Linked DNA regions of Homo sapiens: regions 2 and 3 are each linked to region 1. Evidence: chromatin loops called from intact Hi-C (ENCODE). Cell type or tissue: heart left ventricle. All regions are shown on one strand. Links, peaks and the distances in the headings refer to the core of each region. The heading gives the core; the rest is flanking DNA. Region 1 overlaps IQSEC1 (IQ motif and Sec7 domain ArfGEF 1). Region 2 overlaps LOC124909346 (a long non-coding RNA gene). Region 3 has its middle 7.7 kb from the start of IQSEC1.

The links. A loop is a pair of places that touch in the nucleus more often than their neighbours do. Peaks named below come from ENCODE experiments on the same cell type or tissue, not always from the same donor. Only the 100,000 strongest peaks of a DNase experiment are listed, where the experiment ranks them.
Region 2: it touches region 1 in a loop (10-fold over the local background); 69 of 110 quality-filtered maps call a loop at or near these places.
Region 3: it touches region 1 in a loop (4-fold over the local background); 12 of 110 quality-filtered maps call a loop at or near these places.

What each region holds. Positions count from the first base shown.
Region 1 is chr3:12,990,533-12,998,608 of GRCh38, forward strand. All of the region lies in intron 1 of IQSEC1 (IQ motif and Sec7 domain ArfGEF 1), which reads right to left. Among named protein-coding and RNA genes, the nearest start is that of IQSEC1, 79 kb to the right of the region's middle. RefSeq lists enhancers at 1,397-1,691, 3,091-3,649, 4,088-4,157, 4,209-4,767 and silencers at 1,397-1,691, 3,568-3,727, 3,748-3,797, 4,448-4,717. In heart left ventricle, for the core only: a CTCF peak has its summit at 4,611 (motif pointing left); DNase peaks (open chromatin) are centred at 2,804, 3,370, 3,879 and 4,549; H3K4me3 peaks cover 2,547 bases; H3K27ac peaks cover 3,126 bases.
Region 2 is chr3:12,864,136-12,872,211 of GRCh38, forward strand. LOC124909346 (a long non-coding RNA gene) reads left to right here. Exons shown (of 2, transcript XR_007095819.1): 2 at 7,601-7,784. Among named protein-coding and RNA genes, the nearest start is that of LINC02022, 17 kb to the right of the region's middle. RefSeq lists an enhancer at 4,162-4,221 and a silencer at 4,772-5,051. In heart left ventricle, for the core only: a CTCF peak has its summit at 3,990 (motif pointing right); DNase peaks (open chromatin) are centred at 4,036, 4,874 and 5,056; H3K4me3 peaks cover 428 bases; H3K27me3 peaks cover 928 bases.
Region 3 is chr3:13,077,749-13,084,440 of GRCh38, forward strand. It overlaps a transcript of IQSEC1 not described here. Among named protein-coding and RNA genes, the nearest start is that of IQSEC1, 7.7 kb to the left of the region's middle. RefSeq lists enhancers at 2,433-2,934, 2,935-3,434 and a silencer at 6,130-6,199. In heart left ventricle, for the core only: no CTCF peak of the experiment used is centred there; DNase peaks (open chromatin) are centred at 3,053 and 4,048; H3K27ac peaks cover 1,826 bases.

The DNA of each region.
Region 1 (8,076 bases), core at 1,705-6,704:
AAGCTGTGTGTACAGAGGTCATTAGCTCCCACAGCTGGCTTTCTATGCTGTCACACACGGCACGCAGGGATTTATTTGGGTCAGTCTGGACTCCGCGCACTTGAGTCTGAAGCCCTTCCCAGAGGAATGCCACCCTGAGGGTGTCTGGGTACACAGACTGGTAAACTGCTGGGGCTCTGGGGCAACCGAGCAACGCTGAAAGGACAATCAATGGTGCAGCATCCTACATCATTCCAGCTGGCCTGTGGGATTGACACTGTTTTAATATTATGCTTCGAGAACCATCATACAAGGGAATGATAGGTTTGTGGTTTTGCAGACGAAATGGGAAATACATGTGAAAGCCCCTGTGATCAGGTCTGGCATGGAGTAGATGCTTAGAAAAAAATGCTCGCTGGGTTTGCACTGCAATCCTGCTGGATTAGAAAGCCACATACACAGTTCTCTGAGTCACAGTTCTCTAAGTCACTGAGAATTTAGCAGCCTGCTTCCTGCTTTTCCAAACTGACGCTTGCTATGATGGCCCCACTGAATAGCCCCGAGGCAGGGGGTGAGAGGGAGTCTGGAAGACTGGTATATTACCAGGGGTCTAAAGTCAGTCCCTACCTGCGCCCTGCTTTGCATCGCCCTTCTGTTCAGTGATAATGGTATCCCCGCGGGGAAGATTCAGGGACTCAGGGCAGGATTTGCCAAAGAGGTATCATGGATGAGGGTGATGAAGGATGAACGGAGTTTGCCAGATGGCAGGGGTGGGGTGTTCCTTCCCGCAGGAGCCAAAGCAGGGCGAGGCGGGGGCCCAGTGGAAAGGCAGGGGGCTCCAGAAAATGCTGCTCCCACAAGCAGGTTTGCATCTCACTGCATGGTGGTAATGAATGCTGATCTGAGATGCGGCAGTGCGTGGGACCCCAGTCTACACGGACCTCACCAACAGAATGGGCTTTTGCCAGCCTCTTGCACGTGAGAAACACCTCTTGATAGGAATGAGCAGCCCCCCACTCCCCACCTGCCTAATTATGAGGGGCAGGGGGAGTGATGAGGGCTCTGGTCAACTCTCCTACCAGAGGCCAGATTCAGACTCCCTGACCAGCACAAAGGCAGCTCCAGCTTGCACAGCCCAGTGATGGGCAGCTTCCTACAAGAACAAAGGATGGCTGTATTCTTGGCTGGGGACACTTAGGTGCTTAGGTCCACCCCTTATACCAATGGCTGAAACTGTGTGCAGGAAAGCTGAGGACACAAATGGTCGCAGTTCTTCTGGTGTGGCCTCAGCACTCCCCTCTGGACAATGGGGGAAGGGAGCATGACTAAAACCAAGGGTGGTGGTGTGGGGACAGCAGGCATGGGACAGGCAGGGCAGGGCAGGTTGGTCAGAGCAGCGGCTGGAAGGGCGGGCTGCCATGGGCCCTTTAAGCAGCCTTGAAAGAGAGTGGCAACTCCAGTCATGAGACCCAAGATTACCTAATGTTTGCAAACCGTGCAGGAGACAGTCCCCTGCAGAGGTGAGCACAGGCCCCCTCCCTTGTCCCTCCACTGCAGAGACCTCTGAGGGGACACCGAGTCCTCCGAGCATTCCCCAGGAAGCAGCCCTCTCAGGATGACTGGGTTGCTGGAGAGCTGGGGACAGGGCCCCTCGGCTCTGAATACGCTGTGTGACCTTGGACATGTCCCTGCCTCTCTCTGGCCTCAGTTCTCCATCTCTAACACAGTAGGGTGGCTCCGGGATGCTCCCTCCGGCACTGATGCTTAATGGCTGGGCTGTGGGCATTGTGGCCACCCCAAGTCACCTCTCAGTTTATCTTTTCCTGTGGGGGGTGGGGGGTGGGAGGAGATGGCACCGCTAAGGCAATTTCTCTTCTTTCCCCTTAAATCTGGTTTCTGGGCTCTAATTGCACATGGCTTCAGCAGCCTGGCCATCTTGCCAACTGTAATGAGGAGGTGGGCATCATACTGGGGGCAGGGGAGGGTGACGAGAAAGCTATTCCTGTGTCACCTTAATTCAGAATTGTTCAGAGGGGGCTGCACAGGCCAATGTGTCCACTGCCTGGTGGAGCCTGACCACAAAATGAAACGGTGGCTCATCAAAGTGCACAACCAGACCCCTGCTCCCAGTCTAGGACAGGTCCCTCACCACCACAGATCACTGGGCATGCTCAGAGCAACACTCACAAAGCTGACCAGGCAGAGCCGACTGCTGTCCTTGTGAGCCTCATCTCCTGGACAAGGCCAGGGGGAGGGGACACCCACTGTCACCTTTCTGCTCCCTTTGCTCCAGGAACAGATCAGCTGTGACAGTTGAGAGCTTGGCAATTTAAAGTGACAACTGCCTGGCAGAAACATGGGAGGGGAAGTTCCCCAGGACTATTAGGGGTGGGGAGAAGCTTGACTCACCTCTGCCAACCCACCCTGCCTGCTTAGAGCCCAAGGGCAGGTGGTTTTGTAGCGGGAGGTTGCGGTGGGGGCGGGGGTCCCACACTCTAAGACCCTGGCCCAGGAGTGTCTCATCCTCAGGCTGGCAGGTGGGACAGGTTTCCAACAACAGCCCCCATTACACCTCATCCCCCTGCTGCCACCTGCCCCCTATGGGTCAGGGTCCAGAGGTCGCCAAGGCTGTTCTGGTCCCCAAGACTGCTCCCTAAGCCAACTCTCCTGGAGGTCTACCGGGAGAGCTCCCTCCACCCCAAGACTGAGAACCAGTCTCTTCCCCACGTGGTAATGGCAGGAGGGGCTGCCCAAGGTCACACGGGGTTGGGAGGCAGGGACAGGGCCAGGTTGGACCCAGCCCTCCAGCCCTGCCAAAGCTTCTCCCTCCCTCCCAAGGCGCGTCCGTGTGGCTCCCAGCGAATTCCTGAGATGCCTCAACCTCCCGCTCGCAGGCTCGGGACCCTGGACGCGGTGGCGGGATTTCTCCGCCCGGAGGCAGCAGCGGTGGTGGAGGCGGGGTGGGGGTGGGGAAGAGAAGCAGGGTAGTGCGGAGTCGGGGGGTGGGGAATGCTTTGCATGGCGACCCTCGGGGTCTGGATTCACGTACCCCCGCTTCGGGGAGGCAACCAACTGCACTGATGAAGAGATGGAGCACCCCGCCCCTCCCCGACCCCCAATATCGCGCCTTTAGCGTTCGCAAGGCTTCGGGATAAGCCGTCTGCATAGCCGCGGAGGTTGGGGCTTCTGCGTCCTCACCGCTCCAGTCCCAGAGAGCGACACCGCAGAGCCCAGCTCAGAAAGACTGGCGCTGGCGCGCCCCGGCCCCCATTCCCGTGAGCTTGGCGGCCGCTGATCCCCAACCCCACAACCCTGCGGCCGGTGCGGGCTTAGCAACTGCGGCCTCGCAACCTCCTTCCGAGACCCGCTCCGCGAAGCCCGCCGCGATCCCCGCGCGCCCCAGGTTCCCGAGAGCCAACTGCGTGTCGGTGCAACCGCGGCCCCGGGGGCGGAGCTGCCGCCCAGGCCGCCCCGCGGAGGGCATTCCCGGCTGCAGCCCCAGCGACCCCCGCCCGGGGCCCCGCACCGCACCGGTCGCCGGGCGCGTCCCCCGCCGGCCCGCCTCCTACCTCGCGGGTCCGCCCGCAGCCGCCGAGAGCGCGCCGTCCCCGCGGCCGGCGCGGCCCCAGAGCGTCCGGTGGCCGGGCGCGGGGGGGCGGGGGCGGGCGCTCGGGAGCCGGAGCCGGAGCCCGAGCCCGATACCAGCGCCACCGGCGGGGCGGCCTCCCCGCGCGCCGCCCTCCTGCCCGCCCCACCGCCCGTGCGCCGTGACCTTGGCGGGTGGCCTCGCCGCGCCTGGCCTCAGTTTCCCCCCTCGGAAGGTGTGTGTGCGTGCGCGGCTGTGCTAGGGGGCGGGGAGGACGGTGCCGCCCCGGCCGCCGACGTCACCCGAGCCTGGACGAGTGGAGGGCGCTCAGGTCGGTGCAGCCGCTGCAGCGGATGGGTCAGGAGAGCGGGGTACGCGGGGTCCAGGCGCGGAACCGGGGGCACTGCGACCCCCGGCATTTCCCTCAGACTACCCCAGACCCCCAATAAACAGCGAACAAACGCACCTCAGGCCAAGTCCCCCGGCTCCTCCGAGGGAAAGCTGCAGCCCCGGCCGAAACGCCCCACCCCCGCCGCCGTCCCCAGTTCGCAGATGGGAACACTGAGGCCCACAGCAGGGAAGCCACTGGCCCAGAGGCGCACAGCTGCACCACGCTCCTCCGCGTCCCCTCCAGGACACACCCTCCTGACTGTTTGGGGACGGGGTGGGGACCTGGGCCTGCCGGTGCCGCCCCCATCCCTCAGCCGACCTCGATTTAGATGCTGGGACGGGCCCTGGTGGCCTGGCGACTGTTACAGAGAATGGGGTGGGCACAATCGGAAGGGAGCCCAAAGACGGGGAAGAAGTGGCGCAGATAGCAGAGGCTGGGCCTGGAAGGGATATGGGCGGGAGCGCGCCCGCGGGGGTGCACCTAAGGAGAAAGCGAGGACGCGCGAGTGCCCTCCCTGGTGGGTCGCAGAGCAGACCTGCCCCGGAAGCCCTGAACGCCGGGCCGGGAGCGGCGGCCTCTCTCCCGCAGCCGGAACCCCGCCGGTCTGGAGCGAGGGCGTCAGGTGGCGGGCTGCGATTGGGACGAGGCGCCCCCTGGTGCCCGGAGGCGGCGAGACCGGAGACCGGAGGGACGGGGCCGCCAGGGCCCAGCCAGAGAAGCTGAGCGAGTGATGTCATGAGTCAGGAGACCCGGCTCTGTGGGTCCTGCCACGAGGGGCTGTGTGACCTTGGGCAAGACGTTTCCCCCTCTGGACTTCTGGGAGGAAAGGACAGAAGGAGGGACCCTGATTTTTACCTCTGACATCTCATGACCCTGGACATCTGGGTCAGGTGAGAATGGGCAAATGGATCCAGAAAGGCACAGACGGATCAGAAGTGAGATGTAGACACTGTTCAGCACTGGAGGAGGATTATTCATTTACTTGAGGCAGAAACTAGTATCCCAATTTTACAGACAAGGACACCGAGGCAGAGAGGTAAAGTCATCTGCCCACATTCACACAGCAGCTAAGGGGTGAGCTGGGATTTGAACACCCACCTGCGAAGCTGTAGCGTCTAAGCAGTGTGCCTGACTGCCCCACTCCCCACTCTTGCAGAATTTATTGAGCATCTAAGTTGTCCCTAGAATACCCAAGGCACTGGTGACAGAGACGAATAAGGAACGGCCCAGCTCCTGGTGGGTCTTCCTGCCTCGTGGCAAGAGTTAAGCCCATGGCTTCTTATCAGTGCTCACAGCCAACTGTACAGTGGATCCCCTGGGAATGGGCTTGTGGGCTGAAATGTGAGTCCCATCCCCACTGCATATTCTACCCTTCCATATTATTGGAGGTTTAAAAAATATTTTTAAGGGCTAGGTGTGGTGGCTCATGCCTGTAATCCCAGTGCTTTGGGAGGCTGAGGTGGAAGGATCACTTGAAGCCAAGAGTTTTGAGGCCAGCCTGGGCAACACAGCGAGACTCCATCTCAAAAATAAATTAACCAGGCATGGTAGTGCTCCAGCTACTCGGGAGGCTGAGGCAAGAGGATTGCTTAAGCCCAGGAGTTCAAGGTTATTGCGAGCTATCATTGCACCACTGCACTCCAGCCTGGGCAACAGAGCAAGACTTTGTCTCTTAAAAACACTTTTTTTTTTTAAAGAGCAGTTAAGGGAAGATAAGATGCTTGTAGTTTTAATATTTAAAAATGCAGTCCCTGAGAAGCCATATACTTTTGTTGTCAGTGCCAGGAGTAGGTCACCTGGCTGGTTGGAAGGCAGGTGAGGAAGTGAGAATGACAAAGGTTTTAGAATCTGTTGGACCTGGGCAAGTCCCACGACTTTTCTGAGACTCATTTGAACTCATCCTTAAAATGGAACTGAAGCTAAAAATTCCCACCCTGCCTCGCTTCCAAGGCTGCTGTGAGAATTAACTATGATAATGTGTGGAAAGCCTGCACAAAATGCACTGTGTAAATATTTTCATTCCCAGGAGCCGTGAAGGAAGATGTCGAACACTTAACTGCATAAAAATTAAAACTATGTAAATGGAATCAAAATACCATAAACAAAGTAAAAAAGACAAATGGTAAACTGAAAAAAAATGTCTGCTGCAGCACATATGACAGAATTTAATTGAGGAAAATGCAATGAAAGTTAATTTCTCTAATACATAAACAGGTCTTTCAAATCGATAGGAAAAAGATGACTAACCCATTAGAAAAAAGAGCAAAGGATATGAACAAGCAGCTCATGGAAAGATCTTCAATCTCACTTGTAATTAAATGTATATTAAAGAAATACAAATCAAAACACAACATGGTTGCCATTTTTTAATCTACCAAGTTGGCAAAAACGAATAAGTTTGCTAATACTTTTGCTGCTAAAGGTGGGAAGAAATGAGCACTCTCAAAAATGCTGTAGGGTGAGGTGCCAGATGGTGCAACCAATCGGGAAGGGTATGGCGAAGCTACTACAGCATGCTAATATAAAAATACAAGGACAGACAACACAGCACTGTGTGTACCAGTAAACAGCGAAAGAAAAGAGCCATCTTCAGGGTCCAGCAGTAGGAGAGGGAGTAACTTCATTAAGATACCCATTACTGGGACTTTGTCCTAGGATGGACAGATCTCCAGGTCATATTTCTACTGAAAAATTCAAGGAACAGAAGACTGTATATCATGATCCTTTTGTGTACAAGTTAAAAGGCTCTATGTAGATGTGTGTGGGAATTTCCTAATTTTCCCAAAGGACACAAATATGCCGAAACAAAAAAACTCTTATTGATGGATACCTTTTGGGAGGACTGAGGGGTGCATGGAATGGATATGTGAGGCGCTTTTACTTTTCATTTTATACTTTTTTGTAATAATTGATTTTTAAAAGGTCAACAGGGGTTATCTGGGCACAAGCTGATGGGCCAATTGAAGTCTCTTCTTGACATGTCTTTATATTTAAACAATCAGGTTTGCAGTGCTTAATGATGGGGATACATTCTGAGAAATGTGTCCTTAGGTGATTTCATCATTGTGAAACCTCATAGAGTGTTCTTACACAACCTAGATGGCACAGCCTACTACACACCTAGGCTATATGGTATGGCCTAGTCCTCCTAGGCTACAAACCTGTTCAGCATATGACTGTACTGAACACTGCAGGCACTTAATCACAATTATTCCCTTGGTTTCCTCCATATACAGTTATTCCAAATCAATAAGAAAAAAACATGAACAACTCAAAATAAAAATGTCCAATTAATTTGACCAGGTAGTAGATATTTGTGTATCTAAACATAACATAGAAAAGGTACGGTAAAAATATGGTATTATCATCTTATGGGACCACCATCATATATGTGGTGTGTCATTGACCGAAATGTCATAATGCACATTACTATAAATGTTTTTAAAGTGAATAAAAATTATTGAAGTATTCTTGTTCCTTAAAGTCCACCAGTGAGGGATTTGTTAAACAGATTATAATTAAGACACATCCATATGATGGAAGCCTATGCAGCCATCAAAAAGAATGTGGCAGCTCTACGGCCAGGCACAGTGGCTCATACCTGTAATTCCAGCACTTTGGGAGGCCAAGGCAGGTGGATCACTTGAGGCTAGGAGTTCAAGATCAGCCTAGGCAACATGGCAAAACACCGTCTCTACTAAAAACACAAAAATTAGCTGGGTGTGGTGGCATGTGCCTGTAATCCTAGCTACTTAGGAGGCTGAAGTGGGAGGATCACCTGAACCAGGGGAGACTGAGGCTGCACTAAGCTGTGATCACTCCACTGCACTCCAGCCTGGGTGACAGAGTGAGACCCTGTCTCAAAAAAAACAAACAACAAAACAAGACAAAAACAACAACAAAAAAGTGGCATCTCTACATGGACTGATATGATAAGGAACAATCCCCAAGATATTTTGGTAGGTGCAATAAAGGATGTAGGGTATGTTACTTTTTATGTAAGAAAGAGGGAGTAAGCCAGGTGTGGCAACTCTTACCTGTAATCCCAGCTGCTCAGGACGATGAAGTGGGAGGATCACTTGAGGCCAAGAGTTCAAGAGCAGCCTGGGTTAATGTAGCA
Region 2 (8,076 bases), core at 1,566-6,565, 130 kb before region 1:
TCAGTGAGATGGGCTGAGTCAAGGGACCATAGAGAAGGGGTTCCAGGTACCAGGGAAAACTCACAAACAAAGAAAGCTCCCTCCTGTGTCCACACAGGCCGGGCCTCAGGAGCCACGCAGCCCTAGGTGCAGGCCGGGCAACCTTGACTTGTTCATCTCCCTTTGCAGCCAGTGGCTTCCTTTTGGGAGAATATTCTTCTTGGCATGGAATGACAGCCATGGAGGGTGGGTAGCAGGCCTGAGCAGGGTAGGCTCTTTAGTGGCAGCCCAGAGAGGAGGAACAGGCAGTGGGGGGCTTTCCAGCTCCACCGTCCAGGTTAGGCCACTGAGGCTGCAAAGAGATTGAGTAGCATCCCCAATGATATCTAGACAGGAAGGGATGGCAAAGATTTGCTGTTTACCCCGTCCCAGGCTGCCCCACACACACCCAGCCACTTCCCAGTTTTCTGCTTTGTCCCCCTTCTTAGGTTCTGAAGTTATCTTGTTTTACACCTGTCACTACCACTGGAGCAGGGACCTTGCCTCCCCCCACAGCCACACAGCCCTCGCACCCAGTAGGCCCTCAATCAATAGTTGTGTGTAAGATACAATAAATCTTTCTGAGTTTCTCTTCAAAGGGTTTAGCCTGTTAACTTCCTTATCCTGGCCAGGCGCCATGGCTCACGCCTGTAATCCCAGCACTTTGGGAGGCTGAGGCGGGCGGATCACGAGGTCAGGAGATCAAGACCATCCTGGCTAACACGGTGAAACCTCGTCTCTACTAAAAATACAAAAAATTAGCCGGGTGTGGTGGCAGGCGCCTGTAGTCCCAGCTACTCGGGAGGCTGAGGCAGGAGAATGGCCTGAACCCGGGAGGCGGAGCTTGCAGTGAGCCGAGATCGTGCCACTGCACTCCAGCCTGGGCGACAGAGTGAGATTCCGTCTCAAAAAACAAACAAACAAACAAACAAAAAACTTCCTTATCCTTTGTTCTGAAACTCAACTTTCTTGTTCTCCCTTGCCCCTAGTTACCGTAAACAGCCTACCACTTCCCGTGGGCTCTAATCAATAACACATCTGTTCCCTTGGTTACCTGCACCCATTGTTCCCCTGAAACTGAACATCTCACACGATTCACCTCTGTACCTCACGTCTCCCTCCCCTGCTGTATTTAGGAAAATATGTACAAGTAGCCAATCGGGTCAGCTTAGATTGTGCAGTCTGACCTCAGCCCATGGGGGAGTGGTACAGAGATAGGGATAGGGACTGCTTTAAGGATAAAACCCCCTGGTCTCCTTTGTTCTGTGTGCACTTGCGATCTTGATTGACAGGAGTGACACCCTTCTGCAGAAGTAAATTGCCTTGCTGAGAGAATTAAACTTTTGCTTGAGTGCTGTTTTTACTCGTGGCACTGAGCATTTATTCCTGGAGTATTTTATATCCAACATGTGGAATTGGTGAGATGGGATTCAAGCCCGAGGTGTGTCTGCAGAGCATTGGAAGTGCAGCTCTGGGTCCCTGAGGCTGCCCAGCAGAGCAGGCTTGGGGACCCACAGGGGGAGTGGACGCCTACTGTGACTCTCAGCAAGGCTGGTGGGACTGTCACTCACTAAGCTTATTTGCCCATCCAATCTTGGGGATCCTGAGCTCTCTACGGGACAAGGCTGGTGGGTTCACAGCTGCCCCTGAGGGTTTCCTCGGCAACCTCAAAGAAGACTCTGCTCCTTACTTGCCAGCACGTGTTACTAAAGAACGGGGGGCAGAGAGAATGGGGTAGTTATGGTGACAGGGGTAAGGAGAAGGCAAAGAGTTTTCCAGTTTTCAGTGATGGTAGCGGTGGCGGACACATGGCCCAGAGCACCATCTCTTCCTCCTGTCTGTCCCTTGCTTCCTCTGCCCTGCCACCTCTCCCTTCCTCCCCACCCAGCTCGCTGCAGTCCTCTCCTCCACCTTTCCAAGGTACATGCAGCTTGCTGCTCTCCTGATACCCCGACTAAGGCTGTGGCTTCTGGTCCCTGCTGACTTCTTGGACTTTATTTCCCTGGCCCCCTCCCCCACCTCCTTTCTGTTTGTCCCAGCCCCACCCCCAACTCCCTCTCCCCCAGTTCTTCCTTTGCCATTCATAATCCCCCCATCCTGATTCCTCTTCTAGGTTTTCTCAAAGTTATCTTTTTATACACTTGCTAGTATCTGTTCTGTTTTCCCCCAGACCTCCTCCTGTGCAACACGGAATGATGAACATCTAGACACAGGAATCTCACTCCCAGCCTAGCCAGGACCCAGGTTTTGTGAAGGGGTGTTGGGCAGTAGAAAAAGCAAACCCCCGGCCGGGCGCGGTGGCTCACGCCTGTAATCCCAGGACTTTGGGAGGCTGAGGCGGGTGGATCACGAGGTCAGGAGATCGAGACCATCTTGGCTAACACGGTGAAACCCCGTTTCTACTAAAAATACAAAAAATTAGCCGGCGTGTTGGTGGGCGCCTGTAGTCCCAGCTACTCGGGAGGCTGAGGCAGGAGAATGGCCTGAACCCGGGAGGCGGAGCTTGCAGTGAGCTGAGATCGCGCCACTGCACTCCAACCTGGTGGACACAGCGAGACTCCGTCTCAAAAAAAAAAAGAAAAAGAAAAAGCAAACCCCACCAAACCAACACCCAGTCTAGAGCCTGATCTAAGTGCCACTCAAAACATGTTTCCTCCTTTTACTTTCCTATATCCCAAGAATTCTTCCTGAAAAAGGTGGCCCCTGAGAGCCATCTAGAAGCATCACGGGGTGGAGGGGCAAGGGTCCTGAGAGCGGGTCTTGATGTCCCTTATCCCCAGTTTTCTTGAAGAAGCAGAGCTCCAGAGAAGAGGTAGGGCCCGTGGGGCGTTTGAGTTACACTCCAAGCCTAATTCTCAGTCCAGCAGTCCTGCCCCCAGAGGCTCCCTTCATCTGTCCACTTGGCCAAGGAAGGGGCAGGTCGCCCCACACCCCCCATCTGGCTGCAGAAGACAACCACCAGAAGGGTGTCCATGTAGCCGGGGCCCCAGAACCATGTCTGCATAGAAAGGGCCCAAGGAGCTAGAGCCCTTTAGCCTCAAGAAAAGTGTGAGGGACCCAGCATCCTTCTGAAACCTAAACTGAACTCTGGCCTGAGCCATTTTCACCGTCTGTGCCCTAGAAGGTTGTGAAGGCCTGGAAGTGGGTCTTCCTGCTTTCTCATCTTCTGAGGCTCAAGCCTTTCTCGGACTCCGTGGGTCCCACCCCGCTGGGCACTGCTGTTCCCTCCCTTAGAAGACTTTCACAGGCCCTGACCATCCCTTTTGCCAATCAAGTGAATGTCACCTCCTCAGGGAAGCCCTCCCTGAGCACCCCATCTGCAGTAGGGTCACCTCCATCTCCCACCCTCACTTTTCCTGGTGTTTCCTTCCTAGCCCCTATCTCTATGGAATGTTTTCTGCACTGATAGACTAGTCTCTCTCACCCACCCGGGGGCCAGCGTGTCTGTCTTCTCTGTCCCTGCACATGGGAGATGGTCAATGTTCACTTGTTGGCATCAATGTTCACTTGTTGGCATCAATGAAACAGGAAGGCCCCTGAGGTGCTGGGATTGGGAGCCCTTCACCCCAGTTGAGGAAGGAGGCTTGAGGAAGGGGAAAGGACCCGAGTTAGTGCCCTCTCCCTACCCCGAGGGTCAGCCCCGGGCAGGGCTGGTCACTACACCTTGGGACATTGTGGGCAGCAAACCACCCAGGTGCCAAGGCAAGAGACCAAGGGCACAAGCTGTTCCAGTATAATAAAATATATAGAATAAGAATAGTTATACTAGAAATAGATTATAGATATGATTATATATGAATATCATTAATCATTAGTTTGTAACATTACTCTTTATCCCAATATTATAATCTTTGTTCTACAATTACAACCTAGGAAAACCCAGGCCACACAGAGCTAGGAGCTGAAGGGACACAGTGAGAAGTGACCAGAAGACAAATGTGAGCCCTCTGTTACGCCCGGCCAGGACCACTAGAGGGCTCCCTGGCCTAGCGGTAACGCCAACGCTTGTGGAAGCGCTGACTTCCACAATTCTGCAGGAGGACTTCCACTCCTTGTGGAAGGCCTGACATCAGTCAGTCCCGCCCGCAGCCATCCGGAGGCCTAACCATCTCCCTGTGATGCTGTGCTTCAGCGGTCACGCTCCTGGTCCGCTTTCATGTTCCACTCTGTACACCTGGCTCCGCCTTTTAGATAGCAGTAGCAGAATTAGTGAAAGTACTAAAAGTCTTTGAAATGCATAGAAGAAATAATGGCATAAGCTGTCCCCCCTCTCTCTCTCCGCCTCCGCTGCCAAACAGGGAAGGGCCCCCTGTCCAGTGGACACGTGGCTTACATGACCTTATCAATCATTGGAGATGACTCACACTCCTTACCCTGCCCCTTTTGCCTTGTATCCAATAAGTAACAGTGCAGCCAGGCATTCGGGGCCACTACCGGTCTCCGCATCTAGGTGGTAGTGGTCCCCCGGGCCCAGCTGTTTTTTTCTGTCTCTTTTTCCTGTGTCTTTATTTCTACAATCTCTCGTCTCCGCAAACGAGGAGAAAAACCCACAGACCCAGTAGGGCTGGACCCTACACGACGCCTCTCCCCCTGTGCCCTTGATGGGTGGCCCGCAGGGGACGCGGCCGCACTCGGTCCGCTGTGGTCCTGGAGCAGCCGCGTCCTGGCTGGCGGCATTTAGGAAGGACAAACTCCAGAACCCAGGGCTCCAAAGGACCAATGCATGGGAAGGTCGGGAGGCTCAGGGGAGTGACCCCGCGTCTGGGCCAGCGCTTTGAGGCCCCTGTGGACCCAGTGGAGAGGGCCCGGGTGAGGCCTCTGGAGGCGCTGAACGGGGCCAGGAGCCGTGGGACGCACAGAGGGCGCCGGTCCCTGTGGGCACAGCAGCCCCTGGAGGGAGGTGGTCTCGGCCGCCCTCAGAAATCAGGCTCAGCCCGGGGGTCCCTGGCTCCGCCTCCCAGGCCGGGCTCTCTTTGCCCAGGCTGGGCGGGGCTGATGGCCGTTGGAAGCCCCGCCCCCCGCCGCTCACCGCCTCCTGGCCCCGCCCCCGTCTCCATGGAGACCCTACGCCGCCGGACACCTGTTAGCTGCTGCTCTGGAGCCTGGGGGCTTGACCAGGCTGTCCCCCGACTCGAGACACCGGGTTGCCTGTCCACGCCTCCACTCCCGGGCCACTTCCCCGCGGAGCAGGCAGTAGGGCAGTGAGGGATGGGAATCTTGTAACCAGAGAAGGGAACTGCCCCCAGGCCGAGAGAGTTTGGAGCCTGGGGTACTGTCACCAACAGACCAGGACTCCCGCAGCTGGGCCCTCCCCTAGAGTGTTCCTGCAGCAGGGCTCTCCTCCCAAGGGGCTGTGAATGTTTCCCCAGGGTGGGGCTGAAGCCAGAACCCAGAGGTTTGCCCCTGGGGCACGGATTCCCCAGGTCATTCGCCTCCCACGGGCTGCAGTGAAGGAGGCTCTGAGGGGAGGATGGCCAGCTTTTCCCCTGCAAGGATATGAGCCCCAGGGAAGGCATTTCTGCTCTGGGGACTGCCTCCCTCCCCTACATCAGAGCCAGCCCTCAAAAGCTTGGCCAACCTGACCACTCTGTCTGTGATCTCTGCCAGAGAGGCTGAAAGAACATCCAGCCCCACCTGTGGCCCCTTCCCACCTCAGGCTATATGACAGTATGACACCCCACCTATTTTTTTTCATTTCCACTGGAAACACTAGTAAAACAATTTTTCACCCTCTACCCCAGGGAGCGACCCCCACTAAACCAGCTGACTTGTGACCCCTGGGTCAATTTTGGCCAGAAGATGCTGCTGACACCATACAGAGAGCCTGGGCACCTGGGCCCCCTACAAGCCTGGTCATGGTGCCCATGGGATTTCAGGCCCCATGCATTTCCGAATCAGTATTTCCCCCACAAAAAAATACGCATGTAATTATCCCATGGCCACGTACCTAATCCTGGGGTACAGGAAAAGTGCAGAGGAAGAAGGGCTCCATCACTGGAGCACAGTCCCTTCCTCCTGGGGGTCCCACCTGTTCTTCCCCATCTGACAAAGTCCACCTTCCCCATGGAACCAAAGAGGGCTCAAAGGGAGCCAGCTGTTCACACTTTTTAATTTTCAGCTGCCTGACGAGGGCCAGAAGTCAGGGCAGAAGACCACCATTCCTGCCCCAGAACTCTTCCTGGGCCTGGGAGTGCCAGTGCCCCACCATGGACATATGGAGCTTCCATGTCATTCTCTATTCCATGGTGGCTGGACCCTGCCCTTCTACTCAGGGAGCCCTACAGACCTCAATAATAAAACTATCACAAGAAAATACCATGTCCCACCATTTTTTCCCTTCAACTTGAAAGACTGATTAAAAAGTTATTAACACTAGACCCCAGGGAGCAGCCCCCCACTGGAACAACTGATGAGGGACCCATGGGAGAACAGTGGTCGGGAGATGCCAGTGATACCATATGAAGTGCCACTCCTGGACCACCCAAGCCACAAACAACTCAGCTCATGATGGTCATGGGATTCCGGGCTGAGAACATCTCCGTGTCAATAGTAGAAAGAAAATTCAACTATCCCATGGCCCCATACCTCATTTTAGAGCATCCAAAACAAAAGAGGAAGCACTCTACCCTCAGAGAACTGTCCCTTCCTCCTGGGGTTCCCACCTGTCTTTCCCTATCCACCGAAGTTTCCACCTTCCTGCTCCCACTGAAATGGACTCACAGCAAGCCAGCTTGTCACACTTTTAAAATTCAGCTGCCCAAGGACAGCCAGAAGTCAGGGCAGAAGACCACCATTCCTGCCAGTGCACCTGCTGGCCTGCAGAGGAAGCCAGACAGTTTTAGTGACGCCCCCAGCATGACCCTGTGGCCTCCCCCTCCACTCAGAGCACCAGAAGCAGTGACAGAGACCCAGAAACGTCCCTGGCCCAGCGAGAACCATCGCAGAAAGCCAGCTTCCTCCAAGCTGGGCAGCCAGAGGCTGTGACGTCAGCCTCACCAAGAAACCAGGGCTGCCGCAGGGCTGCCAGAAGATGACTTTCATTTCTGCTAAGATTCGGTCACTTGAGCCCAGCGCAGAACATTCCAACCAATAAAATCACCCCAAAGAAGTAGTTGGACGGCAGTAGTGAAGACAAAAACCAAGTAGGTGGGGTAGTGAAACCACACTTCCTGCATTTTATGGTATTTATTATGTCTTTATTAGTATTATTTTAATTGGCAAATCATGCTTGTACACTTATGGGGTACAATGTGAGGATTCGATAGATGTGTGCACCGTGGAATGAGGAAATCCCGCTACTCAGCATCTCCACCATCTCAGAGAGACCAATTCCACATGATGTCCTGGAAGTGTTGATCTGAAAAAGTTGACCCCATAGAAGTAGCAAGTAGATCGATGTTGAACTGGGGCTGGAGAGTGACAGAGGGAGGGAATGGGGGGTTGTCGGTTAAAGGACCAAAGTCTGGACTGGAGGAAGAGCTTTTGACATCTAGTGCACAGCAGGGTGACCAGATCAATGAGAATGTGTTGCGTTTTGCAAAACACCTGAGAGAGTCCATATCAAATGTCTCCCTGCATTTAGATTGGAGAGGACGAAGGCCCTGAGGTCCAAGAACATTGAAACCTGACAGTGGATGCCAACAGCTGTGGGGAGGAGCCTGGTGAGACGCCCATGCTGCCACGTGCCCAGCAACGTTGGAGCCTGCAGCGCTTTTCCCCTGCCCTGCTCTATTTTATCTTTTTTAATAAAGATGGCTCCTGATAAATGACCGTTTCCTGCAAATCTTGTAGTAGCATTGGAAAAGTGGCAGGTGGGTCACAGACACTCTGCTGCTTTGCGCCCTCCCTGCACAGAAAGGGGGCTGTGCAAACCCTAGTTTAGGTGGCATGCAGTCATATGATCCTCTCAGTTACTCAGAAAAATTGAAAGGAAAAGAGACCTCAGGGAAGTATCAGGATGACCCCACCCACAGCAAATCATTATTAGTGGCTCTGAAGGGCTGAGGCTCTGAGTGGGTGCAGGGCAGAGTCCCACACATTGCGCATGGCCTCTCCACA
Region 3 (6,692 bases), core at 1,576-6,575, 87 kb after region 1:
TCTGGAAGCCTGGCAAACACCTCCCTCTGCAGCAAACCAAGTATCACTGAGGTGCCCTGTCCCCTGTCTTGGGGGAGAAGATCAGACCCTGGCCCTATAACAGTTGAGCAGCAGTCCTTGATATGCTCCTGAAATGGAGCACATCCACTGCTTCTCGATGCTATTTTGGAGTCCTGGCTGATGGAGATCTGAAAGCCACGAGGGCTGGCATCGGTCCCCACTTGCCGCCTTGCCAGGTTTGCTGCTGACTGTGCCAAGGACGGCCGTGGCCAATGGAGCCTGCTGGGGCCGCGGATGAGTGAGGGAGCTGTGGCCCTGCAGACACTCCCTGCAGGAGCTCACGCTGCACGGGGCCACGCTGGCTGGAGGAAGGGGGCGTGGGAGACAGATGCTGCTTGAGATGCTTCGGCTGCTGCAGGACTCAAGAGTCCTGCTCCCCTGGGGAGAGAACCAGTGAACACATGAGCAGAGGGCACCTAGAGCAGCCCCTGTGCTTCTAAGCCTCTACTCAGGAGCCTGTGAGAGGCCCCTGAAGGATGCAGGGCGGTGTAATGTGAGCGAGAGAAGGCATCATTAAAAAGTGGTGGCCAATGGCAGGACAGGATGGAGCAGCCACAGACACTAAATCAGAGATGCTGGGCCCCTGCGTGCAGAGACAGAGCCCCAGGATGTGGGCTCCCTCCCGCACCCAACGGCTGCCATACCCCTCCTTTCTCCCCTCAAACCCTGCACCTCTCAGCAGGCAGTGTAGCCTGGGGGGGAAGGCCAGGAGCCTCCTCTGCCACCAGCTATGGGATTTTGGAAGGGGACCCCACTGCAGCCCTTCATCTAGATGCCGGGATTAACAGGGCATCTATGTCCACCTGCAGGTGAGAGCTGCGTGAGTGCACACAAGTGGAGCAGTCAGACCAGGGCCCATCCAGCTGCGTGCTCTGCTGGTGTTTGCTTTGCTGTTGCAGTTGTTTTAGAGCCAGGGCAGCTGGAGAGTTCACAGGAGGGACATTCATGGGGCGCTGGAGCCGGAGGTCTGGGCTGGGCAGGGCTGGTGCCTCCCTCTCCCAGCTGCCCCAGGGGGTTCTTCCAAGCCTGGCGTACCTTGTGCCAACCGCCCTTCTGCCCCTACTTCTCACCCTTCCTGTGTTCATATTGGCCTAATATGTTTATCTCAATTTAAAATAATTTTCACTAAAGCAGATCTTTTCTATCAGTATTGTAAATTGTGCATTCCACGTGCTAGTCACTTTCCTCCACCAATAAACATTCAAAGAAGTACGATTTAGAGAGAAGCACTGCTCTCCTGAGGCCCTCACAAGGCCCTGGGTGTCCCAACCTGGCAACTCCTGCACTGATGTTGGGGTGCCAGACAGGATAGGTGCAGAGCAGGGCCGGGCCTGTGGAGGCTGAGTCAGCACAGATGTGCACGTGGAGTTGGGCTGTGTGTAGGGCGGAGGGACCGGCAAGCATAGGCCACTGGCTGCCTGGCCCCATCCCTGTGGCCCTGAGCCTTCCTAAACCTCACGCTCCATCTGCCCAGTCCTGCATCCGTAAGTGCTGACCAATGCTTGCTTTGGGTCAGACCCAGGCCAGGCATGGGAAACAAGGTGAGCCAAGGCCCCATTTCCTGCCTGGAGGAAGGGAGCAGCATGCCTTGGGCGGTGGTGGACACCCAGCAAATTTCCTGCCCAGCCACTTGCCTCCTTCTGGTTGCCGCTTCTTTAATCTCTGGGACTCTGGGGGAGCCAGGACCAGGGCATGACTCAAGCAGGGCTGTGAGAGGCAGGCCCAGAGGTTTGCCAGTGTCGTGGAGACAGAGAACATCCCACCTTGGACCTGAGCTTACCCCTGAGAGATAGAGGCCCCTTCTTTACTGGGGCCCCCATGGGGAGGAGCCTGCATGAGAGGCTGCAGGTTCTCATCACCGGAGCCCTGGGCCAGCCACACCTGAAACCTGGAGGTTATGCCGCCCATATGTCCATTTTACATGAGCCAGTTTGAAGCGGGCTCACTGTCACACAGAACCAAACGTTCTAATGCAAGTACCTTGTAATAGTCACAATACTGAGCGAACATGATCACAGTTATAATATGGTAGAACTGACTGTTTCGATGGAAATGTAGATCAAATAATACTATGTAAGATGAGGGAAGGAGGGGCAAGGTTTTTGAGAAAAAGAGATATAGCAAGGAAAAACAGAAGTTTCCTGGAGGACAAGATGTTGAAACAGAGTCTTGAAGGGTGGCCAGAAGCTTGTTAGGCAGACAGTGCATGGAAAGGTATTGCTTGCAGATGGAACAACATGTGCAGAGGCTTGGAGGTGAAAAGCAGCAGAAAGTCATGAGACAACCTGCCAGGGGTTTGGGCTTCATTATGCGGGTAATGGCATTCCAGGAGGTTTCTGAGTAGAGGAGGGACATGGTGAGGTTTGTGATTAAATAGATCCCCTCATGGGGGAAGGATTAGTGGGGAGAGATTAGAGGCTGGGATACCAGAGGAGAGGTTGGGATGGTGAGTCTGGAGGGAAGAGGTGGAGGCCTGCACTGAGGCATGAGAGTGGGGATGCAGAGAACAGGTGTTTTGGGAGAAGTGTGGGTGGGAGAGGAGAGATGGGGTGGGGACAAGGCATCCACCTGCTCGTCGACTGGGTGGATGGTGGCACCCTTTGTCTATACAGGGACACAGGCAGAGATGCAGGGTGGAGGGAGATATAACCCCTGCCCCCTTGTGAGGTGCCAGGGAGACCCCTGGGGAAGAGTCCAGGAGGCTTTGAGCGTCTGGCTGGAGGCTCAGCCCTGCAGGAGAAGAGAGGAGAGAGTGTGAGGGGTGAAGAGAGGTCAGACAGAGCCCTGGGGACATGGACATTTAAGGGAACAGCAAAAGCCGCTGCAGGGGTGGGAAGAAACCCAGCAGGCATCCTTACCCACAGCTGCCCACCTACCCTCCAACGGCCACTTCCCTGGGCAAGTGCGCTCCCTCCCTGCCTCAGCCTCAGCCTGGGAACTGGGCTGTGCTCCCCAGCCCCCGCCCTGCCGCTGTTCCAGGGGATCTGCCGTCTGTCCTGTCCCGCCACAGTGACTCAGGCCCTGCCCTCCTCCCCGGGGATCTGAGCTAATACAAGAACAACATTCTTAGTAAAAAAGAATCCAAAATAAGGGCTAAGCTTTATGCTCAAAGAAGTTCTTCACAGCATTATTTATAACAACAATAAACAAGCTAAAAGCTCAAACAAATGTTAAGGTAAATGTCCAATATTGGGAGCTGGCTAAAAATGCAAGGTTTCTGCATACAGTGGGATATTATACAGCCTTTAAAAGAGATGTTTACAATGTTTGGGAATAACCTTGATGACTGCGTAAAAAAAAGCAGCTTATATAAGTGCATAGTCAGTATGAATATAACAGCGTGTCCATAACACACAACTAGAAAAACATCTGGAAGGACACACAGACATGCCACCAATAAAAGTTGGCATCTCTGGGTGGCAGAATAACTGGTCAGCTTTATTTATTCCTTCAACTTTATTGATTTACTTTTGTTTTAGAGACAGGATCTTGCTCTGTTGCCCAGTCTGGAGTACAGTGGCACAATCACAGCTCACAGAAGCCTCAAACTCCTAGGCTCAAGCAATCCTCCCACCTCGGCCTTCCAAAGTTCTGGGACTTCAGGAACATGCCACTACATCTGGCTAATTTTTAAATCGTTTATAGAGATAGGGTCTCCCTTTGGCACCTGGGCTGGTCTCAAGCTCCTGGCACCAATGGATCCTCCCACCTCGGCCTCCCAAAGTGTTAGGATTATAGGCATGAGCCACCATGCCTGGCCTCAATTTTCTTTATTTTTCAAAGTTTCTACAACAGGCTTAACAATATATAAAAAAGTAAAATATATTACTACAAAAATTTTTCAGTCATCTAAAAATCACTGAAAACACCAATGAACTAATTCTAAAAGGGAGAGGAGGCTGGGATTCTGCAGGGACCAGTGCACGGGGTGGAGTCGGATGTGGGTTTGAAGCTGGCTCCGACACCGCCTGGCCCAGTGACCTTGGGCGGGTCTTCGCTCCTCTCTGAGCCTGCTTTCCCTCTCTAAGAATCTATTCTGGTCCTCCCGTTCACAGAGGGTTGACGTGAATACCAAATGACTGAATGCACTTGATGTGCTAAAGGAGTGGGTGCTGCATGACAGGTGCTCGACAAAGGCGACCAAAGACTGCAGGGGTCGGTAGAGTGGGGTGAATGAGAGCAGGGCCACCGGGCAGCACGAGGGGTGCAGGCTGTGCACTACCCAACTCCATGGGTGCAGCTCCTTTATCCTTGAGTGGAAGCAGTGGCCCCCGAGTCGCGCAGGGCAGCAGCGTGTGGTCATGTGGTCTCTGGAGTGCTGCATCCCAGCTCTGTCACCTACTAGCTGTGTGACCTTGGGCAGATCTCCAAAACTGAGGATAATAAGGGAATCAACGTGTCGGTCGGTTGTGACAGTCTGATGATCTAATGTGTGCAGGTGCTAATCACAGCAAATGGCTGCCGAGTGCTTATCATCACCCTGCACACCGCTGGGCACACACAGTCTCACCACCCCTGACTCTCTTTTTATCCCCGACAAAGGGCAGTTAAGCTTCTTCTGCAGTTCCCTCAGGTCAGGGCTGGGGAGGAAGGCGCAGGCCTGGACCGCTACAATGGCTGGGGTGCTGAAGTCAGAGTGAGACCAGCCTCTCAGCTGGCCTGGTACCCAGCGGGCATTCTCTATGGGCTTTCACACTGAGCACTGCATGGCCATAGGGCCCAGGTGCCCACCTGGCCAGCCTGGAGGTCAGAGGCAGGAGCTCTCTGCCTTGTCAGTCACTGGGCTCTCAGCATCTCCTTGCAAGTTTGGCTGCCATGCTGGGCCCCTTCCTGCCTCCCTTCTTACTGTTCTAAACCACCCCTAGCCCCGCACTGGGAAGGATCTATTTAACCTGAAACCTGACCATGTCGTAGCTCTGGTTCCAACCCAGTGCTGGTCACCCTTGGCTCTCGGAGACCTGTGCGGACGCCTCCCCCTGCCCCTCCTGACCTTCATCTTCCTTTCCGGCCATGCCCCGACTCATGCCACTCCAGCCAAGGGGCCCACTGTCAGCCCCCCACTCCCAAGCTCTTCCCGGCCCCAGGGCCTTTGCACGACTGCCACCCTCATTGGGAATGCTCTTCCTCCCACACTCACTGCTGGCTCCTTCTTGTGGCTCCAGGCACGGCAGAGTGTCTATTCCTGCCCCGCCAGCTCCCTCACAGTCGTCGACCTGAGAAGGGACTCTGTAATAATTACACACTGGTTTACTATCATGTGACCACCTCCCCCACTGGAATGTGAGCCTGGTGGGGGCAAGGACAATGTCTGTCAGTCACTGCTTTATCCCCTGTGCCTGATAACTTGCAGGTGCTCAATTAATGCCCGTGGACTGAACAAGTTGGCAGCTGAGTGACACTAGTGTTCAAGGAGAGAGAGGACCTACGTGCCTACCCTGTCTCCCATTAATGCAGATGGGGGCTGAGAGAAGGTGGCAGTTCTCACATTCTCCCAGGATCTGAGTCCCTGCCTCAGTCACTCACTGGTCCTTCACCCACTGAGAGGCAGTGTGGCAGCAGATAACAACCGTGGAGTCAAGAAGACGGGGCTTCAAATTCCAGCTCTGCCACTCACCTGCTGTGTGACCCTGGGCAAACGACTCAGCCTCTCTGGGCCTCTTCCTCTTCCTACTCTGAACAATGGGGTGGCACATTTGGCTTGCTGGATAAGTGTACCTGGGAGGGTACTCTGACTGGGTGTGCATTTCCCACTGCACAAATGCCCATCCCAGACTGGCTGAAAGCAGAGGCCTCGGGGCCTGCGTTGCAGTCAGAAGCCTGGCCTGTGGCCGCAGGGTCTCTAGGCAGCCTTGCTAGATGCTTCATCTGGAGAACAGGCATGAAATGGTGTCTCCTCCAAGAGCTGTGGAGAATAAATGAGGGGACACATGTCCCGTGCATAGCTGGGACGGCACCTGGCATACAGAGTGTCAGCGACCTGAGGATGAGATCTCGCTCCACTTTCTCCTTGTCTCCCCAGCACCTTGTGCGCAGCCTGGCATGGAGCCGAGCTCAGCGACTATTTGTTGAGTGAATATCTCTCGGTCCCCACTTCATGCCAGAGTCCTGCCCTGGAGGAGTACGCGGTTTTCCAGTGAGAGAGCCTTCCCCCCATCCCCTAGCCTTCCCCAGGGAGGTGAGGGGAAGGGGTGGACTGAGGGGAGGGCGGAAGGCCATATGTACCAGGGGCTCCAAGCGCATGGCTGAGTTCATGCCTCCTGCAGGGTCTCTGTTCCTCTTCTGGTGGTTTCTAGGGTGGGGTGGAAGGTAGAAAAAGAAGAGAACTCAGCTGGTCCCAGCTGTGGTGGGGGTTGTGGGTTTTTCCAGCTCAGGTGGGGTTTTCAGAGGGCAGCTGCACCTGACGACCTGGGGCCTGGCTAAGTAAGGCGTGGGGCACACGGCAGGTCACCCAGCCCAAGGAACGGGCATCACTACATAGGTGGTGTGGAGTCTGGGGCCCCCAAAGCTCCTTCCACACCCCACATCCCCCCTGACATACTCAGCTCAAAGCCTGTGTCCGGATGCTCTTTCTGGCCTGGCAACATCCCAGGGGGTAGCCTGTTCATTCATTCATCCAAACTTTACTGAGCACC